Linked DNA regions of Homo sapiens: region 2 is linked to region 1. The links are chromatin contacts, found by Hi-C or POLR2A ChIA-PET in ENCODE. All regions are on one chromosome and are shown on one strand. Each heading gives the region's core, a stretch centred on a gene start or an enhancer-like site at or near the end of the contact. The rest is flanking DNA. Distances are from core to core; before and after follow the strand shown. Region 1 has its middle 9.9 kb from the start of SYNC. Region 2 overlaps ZBTB8OS (zinc finger and BTB domain containing 8 opposite strand).

Evidence for each region. A loop is a pair of places that touch in the nucleus more often than their neighbours do. ChIA-PET counts read pairs that join two places held with the same protein, here RNA polymerase II (POLR2A). Pooled maps may share reads with other maps.
Region 2: a loop to region 1 is called in a pooled map, with 2.1 times the contacts of the local background. The contact joins two enhancer-like sites. A Hi-C loop is called at or near these places in 2 of 50 pooled maps. POLR2A ChIA-PET finds 5 or more read pairs at or near these places in 5 of 52 experiments (AG04449, BJ, WTC11 and 2 more).

The regions. Positions count from the first base shown.
Region 1 is chr1:32,709,835-32,715,595 of GRCh38, forward strand. No RefSeq gene overlaps it. Among named protein-coding and RNA genes, the nearest start is that of SYNC, 9.9 kb to the left of the region's middle. RefSeq lists silencers at 2,384-2,623, 4,494-4,788. Within about 2 kb of position 2,582, at least 11 of the 41 ENCODE cell types and tissues checked have a DNase peak (open chromatin) inside an H3K27ac peak, as active enhancers do.
Region 2 is chr1:32,624,906-32,630,666 of GRCh38, forward strand. ZBTB8OS (zinc finger and BTB domain containing 8 opposite strand) reads right to left here. Exons shown (of 7, transcript NM_178547.5): 6 at 2,603-2,639. Among named protein-coding and RNA genes, the nearest start is that of ZBTB8OS, 23 kb to the right of the region's middle. Within about 2 kb of position 3,011, at least 4 of the 41 ENCODE cell types and tissues checked have a DNase peak (open chromatin) inside an H3K27ac peak, as active enhancers do.

The DNA of each region.
Region 1 (5,761 bases), core at 1,332-3,831:
CCCGGCTAAATATTTTATTTTTTGTACAGATCACAGCCAGATAGAGGGGTATCTCACCATGTTGCCCAGGCTGGTCTTGAACTCTTGAACTCAAACGATCCTCCAGCCTTGACCTTCCAAAGTGCTGGGATTACAGGCATGAGCCACCGCACCCAGCCTTGACCTACTGCTTCTAGAGAGCCAGGGTATGAATCCAAGCTTTGGAGCGCTTACTTGCTGTGTGACCTTAGGAAAGTCACTCCACTTCATGGAAATTGTTTTCTTCTCTGTAAAATTAGATAACACAGCCAGGCGCGGTGGCTCACTCCTGTAATCCCAGCACTTTGGGAGGCCGAGGTGGGTGGATCACCTGAGGTCGGGAGTTCAAGACCAGCCTGACCAACATGGAGAAACCCCGTCTCTACTAAAAATACAAAATTAGCTGGGCATGGTGGTGCATGCCTGTAATCCCACCTACTCGGGAGGCTGAGGCAGGAGAATCGCTTGAACCCAGGAGGCGGAGGTTGCAGTGAGCCGAGATCGTGCCATTGCACTCCAGCCTGGGAAACAAGAGCAAAATTCTGTCTCAAAACAAAACAAAAACAAGAAATAATTAACTATTATTTTTGAAACTCCCCTTTCTCCTGCTTCCTCTCTCTGAAGCTGCAACCAGGGGCTGGCTGACTACAGCATGTGTTTTCACTCGCTCATTCATTCACTTCACCATTTGTTAGGCCAGACAATGTGTTAAACCCTAAGAACACAAAGACAGTAAGTCATTAAAGCAAGACCTATATCTGTATGACTTCATGGCTGTGTCCCTTGTCCCTAGGTTTTCAACAAATAGTGGCCAAATGATGTGTTCATGAAGAGTATAGTAATGAATAAGACAAATAGAAGAGAATAAAGAATGAAAAGAAAAAACAAATAGTGGCCAAATTAGTAAATGATGTTAGCTATATTCTTGAGCCCCTACTGCAAGCCAGATGCTAAACTAGTCTTTTTTTTTTTTTTTTGAGACAGAGTCTCGCTCTGTCACCCAGGCTGGAGTGCAGTGGCGCAATTTTGGCTCTCTGCAACCTCCACCTCCCGGATTCAAGCAATTCTCCTGCCTCAGCCTCCTGATTAGCTGGGATTACAGGCACCCACCACCATGCCTGGCTAATTTTTGTATTTTTAGTAGAGAGGAGATTTCGCCGTGTTGGCCAGGCTGGTCTCAGACTCCTGACCTCAGGTGATCTGCCTGCTTGGGCCTCCCAAAGTGCTGGGATTACAGGCCGGAGCCACTGCACCTGGGCTAGAAGGCATTTTATCTGCTTTAATGCAATAAATCTTCAGAACAGCCCTATAACATGGGGCCTGTAATAAAGCCCATTTACTGATGAGAAAACTGAGGCTTGGAGAGGTTATGCAACTTAGTTGACCAAAGTCACACAGAGAGGAAATGGTGGCACCCAAGATTCAATACACTGCCTCCACGAATAAATGATGTGTTATCCACATCATTGTCATTAACCTTGACTTTCAGAGACTTATAGTCTAGTGGGAATCTGGCAGCCTTTCCATCCTCAGACTTAGCCCCAAGGGGCCCAGGCATGGCCACAGACTTGTTTTGTGTCTCCGGGCAAATTACTTAACCTCTCTGGTTCTGCTTCCTTTTTTTTTTTTTTTTTTTTTTTTGAGACCAAGTCTTGCTCTGTCACCCAGGCTGGAGTGCAGTGGTGCCATCTCAGCTCACTGCAAGCTCCGCCTCTCAGGTTCATGCCATTCTCCTGCCTCAGACTCTCGAGTAGCTGGGACTACAGGCGCCCACCACCACGCCCAGCTAATTTTTTGTATTTTTAGTAGAGATGGGGTTTCACCATGTTAGCCAGGATGGTCTCGATCTCCTCACCTCGTGATCTGCCCACCTTGGCCCCCCAAAGTGCTGGGATTACAGACGTGAGCCACAGCGCCCGGCCACTTCTTTTTTTCTTTTTTTGAAACAAAGTCTCACTCTGTCACCCAGGCTGGAGTGCAGTGGCTGGATCTCAGCTCACTGCAACCTCCGCCTCCCGAGTTCAAGCAATTCTCCTGCCTTAGCCTCCTGAGTAGCTAGGATTACAGGCACTTGCCACCACGCCAGGCTAATTTTTGTATTTTTAGTAGAGACGGAGTTCCACTATGTTGGCCGGGCTAGTCTCAAACTCCTGACCTCAGGTGATCCACCCGCCTCGGCCTTCCAAAGTGCTGGGATTACAGGCGTGAGCCGCCGCGCCTGGCCCCCTGATTCTGCTTCTAGGAAATGAGATTGGGTGGGCGTTAAATGAGAAAATGTGCAGGAAATGCCCAGCCTTTTGCCCAGTATACAAGAGACACTTGATAAGTGTTCTTCTCTTTATTTCCTTCTTTCTCCCTGCCCTCTGGGACCGCTGTCTGGGAGCCATTGGGGCCTACCCGGTGCTGACCACCAGCCACCGCTTCAGAGGAAGCTGCGTTCAGGGTCGTTCCTCCCCAGGTCGGGCAATGCCGAGCACTGCCTCCAGGGGGCGCCGCCACGCCGACCCCGCGCCCCGGGGGTTGTCTTTTCCGCCGCAGCCGCGCGGGGCCGCCCGGGCCCTGAGTTTTCAGGACCGATGGCGCGCCGACAGTGGGGAGGTCGGCGTCCCAGCTGAATCAAGGACGTCCTTTAGCACCGCAGTGATAATGAACACACAACAATAATAGCCGCAGATCCACCCATAGCGAGCTGCTGGAGTTTAAAGGGCGCATGCGCTTGCTGGGAGGCTGTGGGACTCAGGGAAGGTGCCAGGCCTTAGACTCTGAGCTGGGTTCGAATCCAGAGCAGAGCAGTCTCTCACGTTTCCCCGCTCTGTACCCTTAGGCTTCTCTGAGCTTCTGCTTCCTTTTTTTTTTTTTTTTTTTTTTTTTTTTTTTTGAGACGACGGAGTCTGGCTGTGTCGCCCAGGCTGGAGTGCAGTGGCGCGATCTCCGGTCACTGCAAGTTCCGCCTTCCAGGTTCACGCCATTCTCCTGCCTCAGCCTCCCGAGTAGCTGGGACTACAGGCGCCCGCCACCACGCCTGGCTAATTTTTTTATATGTTTTTAGTAGAGACGGGGTTTCACTGTGTTAGCCAGGATGGTCTCGATCTCCCGATCTTGTGATCCACCGGCCTCGGCCGCCCAAAGTGCTGGGATTACAGGCGTGAGCCACTGCGCCCAGCCTCCTTTGTTTTCAAATGGGAAATGTATTATAGTTCTTGAGAGGAATAAATGAGCAACTTAGGAGAAGTGCATGTACCGTAATTCCCTCTGTCCTGTGAGGGAGCTCTGATTGAATTCCTTTGTGGAATGAGAACGCTGGGGACCCTTTCCCAGGCTCGCGGGCCTCCATGGGTCTCTCTCTCCCCTAGCACAGCCCAGAGGCCAGTCCAGGAGCTCTCTCCCTAAACCCCCTCTTCGGAGCTTCCCTACTCCTCTCTGGAGTTGGCAGCACCTTCAGCTCCTTGGACTCCTCTGGGAACTGCCCCTCCGTCCCCAGGTGCAGGCCCAAGCCAGCAATCTTCCCCTGGCCAATCCCACTACATCCCTCAAACTGAAGCAACGCCCCGTTTGTTCTCCTTACCGCTTCCAAAACCCCATCCAGCCATCTTCTCCAGAAAAACCTTTCCCCGTGTCCTCTCCCAGGTCCACAGCCTTTGCACATGCCACTCCTTGTATCTGGAACACCCTTTCCCCAAGCCCTAAAGCTTGTTACTCAGAACACAGCTTAAATATCACTTTTTCCAGGACGCTCCCTCCCTGTGGTCCTATGGTCGCCTGAGTTTCTTTTGCATTTCTTGTTTTTTTTTTTTTTTTTTTTTTTTTTTTGAGACAGTATCTCGCTCTGTCTCCCAGGCTGGAGTGCAGTGGCGCGCGATCTCGGCTCACTGCAAGCTCCACCTCCCGGGTTTTACGCCGTTCTCCTGCCTCAGCCTCGCGAGTAGCTGGGACTGCAGGCGTGCACCACCTACGCCCGACTAATTTTTTTTGGTATTTTTTTAGTAGAGATGGGGTTTCACCGTGTTAGCCAGGATGGTCTCGAACTCCTGACCTTGTGATCCGCCCACCTCGGCCTCCCAAAGTGCTGGGATTAGAGGCGTGAGCCACCGCGCCCGGCTGTTTTGTTTTGTTTTTTAAGATGCAGTCTCACTCTGTCCCCCAGGCTGGAGTGCAGTGGCGCGATCTCGGCTCACTGCAACCTCCACCTCCTGGGTTCAAGCAATTCTCTTGCCTCAGCCTTCTGAGTAGCTGGGAGGGACTACAGGTGTGCACCACCATGCCTGGCTACTTTTTGTATTTTTACAAAACTACTATATTGGCCAGGCTGGTCACTATATTGGTTTCACTCTATTGGTTTCACTATATTGGCCAGGCTGGTCTCGAACTCCTGACCTCAGGTGATCCGCCCGACTCAGCCTCCCAAAGTGCTGGGATTACATGTGTGAGCCACCATACCCAGCAGGATTTTTTTGTTTAGTGCCTAATCTCCCCTCATTACAGAGTGAAGCCCTCAAAAACAAGAACCTCATCAGTCAAGGGCTCCATGTTATGCCTAGGGCCCTGCCCTGTGAATGTTTGGTAAATGTGTGTCTAATGAATAAGCGATTCCACCCAACTGGGTCCACACTCACTAAGCTTTCTCAACAGCCTCGGCTCAAAGGCACATACACAGAGTCAACACAGCCACACACACACGCACACACATGCACAGAGTCACAAATGGTGCACAAATATGCAACAGGCTCACGCACAAAGCTGAATTCATCTGTGCTCACTACTCCTCTGTGTCCCAGGTCTGTTTTCTTTTGTGACTTGGGGTCCCTGAGAACAAGAGTGTTTTTTTTTTCTTTTTTTAGATGGAGTTTCACTCTTTCGCCCAGGCTGTAGTGAAGTGGCAAGATCTCGGCTCACTGCAACCTCTGCTTCCCAGGTTCAAGTGATTCTCCTGCCTCAGCATCCCGAGTAGCTGGGATTACAGGCACCCGTCAACATGCCCGGCTAGTTTTTGTATTTTTAGAAGAGACAAGATTTCCTCATGTTGGCCAGGCTAGTCTTGAACTCCTGACCTCAGGTGATCCACCTGCCTCAGCCTCCCAAAGTGCTAGAATTACAGGCATGAGCTACTGCACCTGGCAAGAGTTATGTTTTTTTGTCTTCGAGATGGAGTTTCACTCTTTTGCCCAGGCTAGAGTGCAGTGGTGCAATCTCGGCTCACTGCAACCTCCGTCTTCCGGTTTCAAGCGATTCTCCTGCCTCAGCCTCCTGAGTAGCTGGGATTACAGGTGCCCGCCACCACGCCTGGCTAACTTTTGTATTTTTAGTAGAGACGGGATTTCACCATGTTGGCCAGGCTGGTCTTGAACTCCTGACCTTGTGATCCACCCGCCTCAGCCTCCCAAAGTGCTGGGATGAGAGGCATGAGCCACCGCGCCCAGCCTTTTTTTTTTTTTTTTTTTTTTTTGAGTCGGAGTTTTGCTCTTGTTGCCCAGGCTGGGGTGCAATGGCACGATCTCGGCTCACTGCAACCTCCGCCTCCCAGGTTCAAGCGATTCTCCTGCCTCAGCCTCCCGAGTAGCTGGGATTATAGGCATGTGCCACCATGTCCGGCTAATTTTTAGTAGAGACGGGGTTTTTCCATGTTGGTCAGGCTGGTCTCGAACTCCCGACCTCAGGTGATCCGCCTGCCTTGGCCTCCCAAAGTGCTGGGATTACAGGTGTGAGCCACCGCGCCCGGAAAGAGTTGTGTTTTTTACCAGCCTAG
Region 2 (5,761 bases), core at 1,761-4,260, 84 kb before region 1:
AGAGTTATTTGATCATTCATTCAAAAAATAAGAAGTAGCTGGGTGCAGTGGCTCACGCTTATAATCCCAGCACTTTGGGAGGCCAAGGTGGGTGGATCACCTGAGGTCGGGAGTTCGAAACCAGCCTGGCCAACATGGTGAAACCCAGTCTCTACTAAAATACAAAAATTAGCCTGGCATGGTTGCATGGGCCTGTAATCCCAGCTACTCGGGAGGCTGAGACACGAGAATCGCTTGAACCTGGGAGGGGGAGGTTGCAGTGAGTAGAGGTCACGTCACTGCACTCCAGCCTGGGTGACAGGGTGAGACTGTCTCAAAAAAAAAAAGAAAGAATAATAATAATAAAAAAAACTGTTGGCTGGGCGCGATGGCTCACGCCTCTTTTGGGAGGCTGAGGTAGGTAAATCACCTGAGCTCAGGAGTTCGAGATCAGCCTGGCCAACATGGTGAAACCCCATCTCTACTAAAAATACAAAAAATTAGCCAGGTATGGCGTCATGTGCCTGTAATCACAGCTACTTGTGAGGCTGAGGCAGGAGAATCGCTTGAACCTGGGAGGCGGAGGTTGCAGTGAGCTGAGATCGTGCCACTGCACTCCAGCCTGGGCAATAGCATGAGACTCCGTCTCAAAAACAAAACAAAACAAAACAAAACAAAACAAAACAAAAACTGTTAGGAGTACCAAGCTGGAATTGGTGGTGTGCACCTGTAAGCTCAGCTACTCAGGAGACTGAAGTGGGGGGATTGCTTGAGACTAGGAGTTTCGGATCAGCCTGGGCAACACAGCAAGGCACTGTCTCACATAAACAAAAACTCTTAGGAATAAATGAAATTAATTTGCTCACAATCCATTCTGAACACTTCCAATGACAAATATGAATTTAGAATACAGTTATGTGCCGCATAACATTTTGGTCAATGACTAACTGCATATATGATGGTGGTCTGAGAAGATTATAATGCTGTTTCTTTTTTTTTTTTTTAGATGGAGTTTTGCTCTTGTCGCCCAGGCTGGAGTGTGCAATGGCGTGATCTCCGCTCACTGCAACCTCTGCCTCCCAGGTTCAAGCGATTCTCCTGCCTCAGCCTCCCGAATAGCTGGGATTACAAGCGCCCGCCACCGCACCCAGCTAATTTTTGTATTTTTAGTAGAGATGGGGTTTCACCACGTTGGCCGGGCTGGTCTAGAACTCCTGACTTCAGGTGATTCACCCACCTCGGCCTCCCAAAATGCGGGGATTACAGGCGTGAACCACCACGCCGGGCCTATAATACTGTATTTTTACTATACCTTTTTTTGGTATTTAGAAATATAAATACACAAATATTTACCAATGTGTAACAACTGCCTATAGTATTCAGTATAGTAACATGCTGTACAGGTTCATAGCCTAGGAGCAATAGGCTATACCATATAGCATAGGTTATAGCATCTAGGTTTGTGTAAGTACACTCCATGATGTTTGCACAATGATGTAATCGCCTAAAGATGCATTTCTCAGAATGTATCCCAGTAGTTAAGTGACCTGTCTGTATCTGGCCTAAACACAGGGGTCAGCAAAATATATATAGCCCACAGGCCAAATTGCCTCTTTTTGTACAGTCCCATAAAGTAAGAGTGATTTTTACATCTTTATTTATTTACTTTTATTTTATTTTTTTGAGACCAGTCTCGCTCTGTCACCCAGGCTGGAGTGCAGTGGCATGATCTCGGCTCACTGCAACCTCTGCCACCCAGGTTAAAGTGATTCTCCTGCCTCAGCCTCCTGAGCAGCTAGGATTACAGGCGCGTGCCACCACGCCCAGCTAATTTTTGTATTTTTAGTAGAGGCTAGGTTTCACTATGTTGGCCAGGCTGGTCTCAAACTCCTGACCTAAAGCGATCTGCCTGCCTTGGCCTCCCAAAGTGCTGGGATTACAGGTCTGAGCCACCATGCCTGCCCTGATTTTTACATTTTTAAATGGTTGGGGAAAAAAATCAAAACAATGACATTTTGTTACATTTGAAAATGATAAGAAATTCAAATTTCAATGGGCATAAATAAGTTTTACTAGAATACAAGTGAACTCATTCATTTAAGTATTATCTATGGCTACTTTGGTGCTACAACAGAAGCACTGAGTAGCTGCTCTTCTGTCATTCTGGGCCCACAAATCTTAAAACATTTATTATCTGTCCATTTTACAGAAAAAAACTGCCAACTCCTGTTCCAATAGATTTTCCTACCATAGAGTGAGGCCATACAGGTCGGCAAATACAGAATCTAGAGACACACAGAAAGTAGAAGGCACAATAGAGAACATCTAGTCCAACATCTTTATTATAGGAGAAGAAATAAAGGTCAAAAAGGCAAAGAGAATTTCAAATTCCACAATAATCTGAACAAACTTGACCCTAGAACCCAATGCTGACGCCTCATCCACTAAATCAGGTGTGTATAATCACAGTATTTTAACAAAATATATCCAGACAGGTCAGAGAAGCTTGAGAAAAACTTATCACTTTACACCAGTTAGAACTAACTGAAGTTGATTGTCACATATATGAACTTTATGGTAAGGAAATTTTTCATGTTCTTAATGGCTGGATTTTAAAACATACCTGAGGGTGCTTGGACAATGAAAATTCTTCTCCCCACCTTGAGAATACAAATTAAAACATGATTAAGATTTGTTCTCTCTTTATATGTTTTAAAATAAGCCTTGTAAATGTGGTTAACATGCTAGAAAGCCAAAAGAGACAGGAGGGGGTCAGGGAGCTGTTAAGTTTCATTTTCATTTGTCAGAAGATACAGCTGTTGAGGGACGTGTGTGCAGTGTCATCATTTGCTCTCAAGGTTGATAGTTAAGGCCAGGTGCGGTGGCTCATACCTATAATCCTGGCACTTCCGGAGGCCAAAGGGAGGATCGCTTGAGCCCAGGAGTTTGAGAACAGCCTGAGCAACATAGGGAGACCTCATCTGTACACAAAATTAAAAAAATAAAAAAAGTTAGCTGGGTGTGGTGGCACATGCCTGTGGTCCCAGCCACTCACGAGGAGGAGGCAGGAAGATTGCTTGAGCCCAGAAGTCAAGGCTGCAGTGAGCTGTGATTGCACCACCGCACTCTAGCCTGGGTGTCAGGGCAAGACTGTGTTTCAAAAGAATTTTTAATTATAGGCCAGGCGCGGTGGCTCATGCCTGTAACCCCAGCACTTTGGGAGGCCGAAGCAGGTGGATCATCTGAGGTCGGCAGTTGAGGTCGGCAGTTTGAGACCAGCCTGACCAACATGGAAAAACCCTGTCTCTACTAAAAACACAAAATTAGCCGGGCGTGGTGGCGCATGTCTGTAATCCCAGCTACTTGGGAGGCAGAGGCAGGAGAATCGCTTGAACCCAGGAGGTGGAGGTTGCAGTGAGCCAAGATCGCGCCACTGCACTCCACCCTAGGCAACAGAGCGAAATGAAAAAGGTCAGGCGCGGTGGCTCATGCCTGTAATCCCAGCACTTTGGGAGGCCGAGGTAGGCGGATCACCTGAGGTCAGGAGTTCAAGACCAGCCTGGCCAACATGATGAAACTCTGTCTCTACTAAAAATACAAAAATTAGCCAGGCGTGGTGGTAGGCACCTGTAATCCGAACTACTCAGGAGGCTGAGGCAGGAGAATCGCTTGAGCCAGGAGGCGGAGATTGCAGTGAGCTGAGATCATGCCACTGCACTCCAGCCTGGGCAACAGAGCGAGACTCTGTCTCAAAAAAAAAAAAAAATTTAATTCTAGTGGCCAGGCACAGTGGCTCCCACCTGTAATCCCAGCACTTTGGGAGGCAGAGGTAGATGAATCCAGGAGTTCAAGACCAGCCTGGCCAACATGGTGAGAACTCGTCTCTACTAAAAATACAAAAATTAGGCAGGCATGGTTCCATGCGCCCGTGGTCCCACCTACTCGGGAGGCTGAGGCACAAGAATGGTTTGAATCTGGGAGGCGGACATTGCAGTGAACCAAGATCACATCATTGCACTCCCAGCCTGGGCAACAGAGTGAGACTGTCTAAAAAACAAACAAACAAAAAATTAATTTTAAAAACTTTAAAAAAAGGTTGATAGTTGATCTCAAAATAAATGTGCCCCAATATAGTGTACCTATGGTGGAATCTCAATAAACATTGTTTAGTAAATATTGTTTCAAAACAGAGTAGTAACATATTCAAAATTTTTACTATCCTCAGTTATGAAACTAGTTAAGTAGGCTGGGTGCGGTGGCTCACACCTGTAATCTCAGCACTTTGGGAGACTGAGGCAGGAAGATAGCTTGAGCTCAGGGGTTTGAGACCAGCCTGGGCAATGTAGCGAGACCCTGTCTCTACAAAAGATTAAAAAAAAAAATTAGCCAGGCATGGTGGCATATGTCTGTTGTCCTAGCTAGGTGGGAGGTTGAGGTAGGAGGATTGCTTGAGCCCAAAAGGTCATGGCTGCAGTGAGCCATGATCATGCCACTGCACTCCAGGCTGAGAGACAAAGCAAAACCCTCTCTCAAAACAAAAACAACAAAAACAAAACAAAAAAGAAAAACAAAAACTAATTAAATAATACCTCCCACTGGAGAAAGCAAGTCTGAGTACCACAAAGGCAAAATACTAGACTCTATAATACAGTCCGAACTTGGTTTACACTTTACAACTTTTCCAAAAATATCCATGATCTGTATATAGAAGGCCCTAGAAAAGTAATCTAGAACTTAGGATCAGTCTCCTCTCTGTCTTTGACACTAATGTGAGTGAAGATCACAACGTGGTATAATAGAAAGAGCAAAGCTTTAAAATTCTGTTCAAACACTTATTAGCTAGTACTTTTGGACATGCTTGTTTCTTTTTTTTTTTTTTTTTTTTTTGAGCCAGAGTCTCGCGCTGTTGCCAGGCTGGAGTGCAGTGGCACAATCTTGGCTCACTGCAACCTCTGCCTCCTGGGTTCAAGCGATTCTCCTGCCTCAGCCTCCTGAGTAGTTCAGATTACAGGTGCCCACCACCACACCTGGCTAATTTTTGTATTTTTAGTAGGGATGGGGTTCCACCATGTTGGCTAGGATGGTCTCAATCTCTTGACCTCCTGATCTGCCCGCCTCGGCCTCCCAAAGTGCTGGGATTACAGGCGTGAGCCACTGCACCCAGCAAGCCTGTTTCTTTACTCATTAAAAAACAACAAAAAACAAAACAAAACAAAAACACAGAGAAGATAATAAAAGATCTCACTTTACAAAAAGAAGTGAATGAAATTCAATATAAAATGGGGCCACAGGAGTTAGAGACCAGCCTAGCAACATAGCAAGACCCCATCTCTATAAAAAATTAAAAATTAGCTGAGATTAGCCAGGCATGGTGGCAGGCGCCTGTAATCCCAGCTACTCAGGAGGCTCAGGCAGGAGAATCGCTTGAACTCTGGAGGCAGAGGTTGCAGCGAGCCAAGACTGCACCACTGCCCTCCAGCCTGGGCAACAGAGCAAGACTCTGTCTCAACAACAACAAATTAGCTGGGCATGGTAGTGCGCACCTGTAGTCCCAGCTACTTGGGAGGCTGAGAAAGGAGGATCACTTGAACCCAGGAGTTCAAAGCTGCAGTGAGCCATGATTACACCACTGCACTCCAGCCTGGGGGACAGGGCAAGACCCTGTCTCAAATCAATCAATCAATCAATCAAATTAAATTAAATTAAATGGAGCCGGGCGTGGTGGTATGCACCTGTTGTCCCAGCTACTCAGGAGGCCAAGGCAGGAGGATCACTTGAGCCC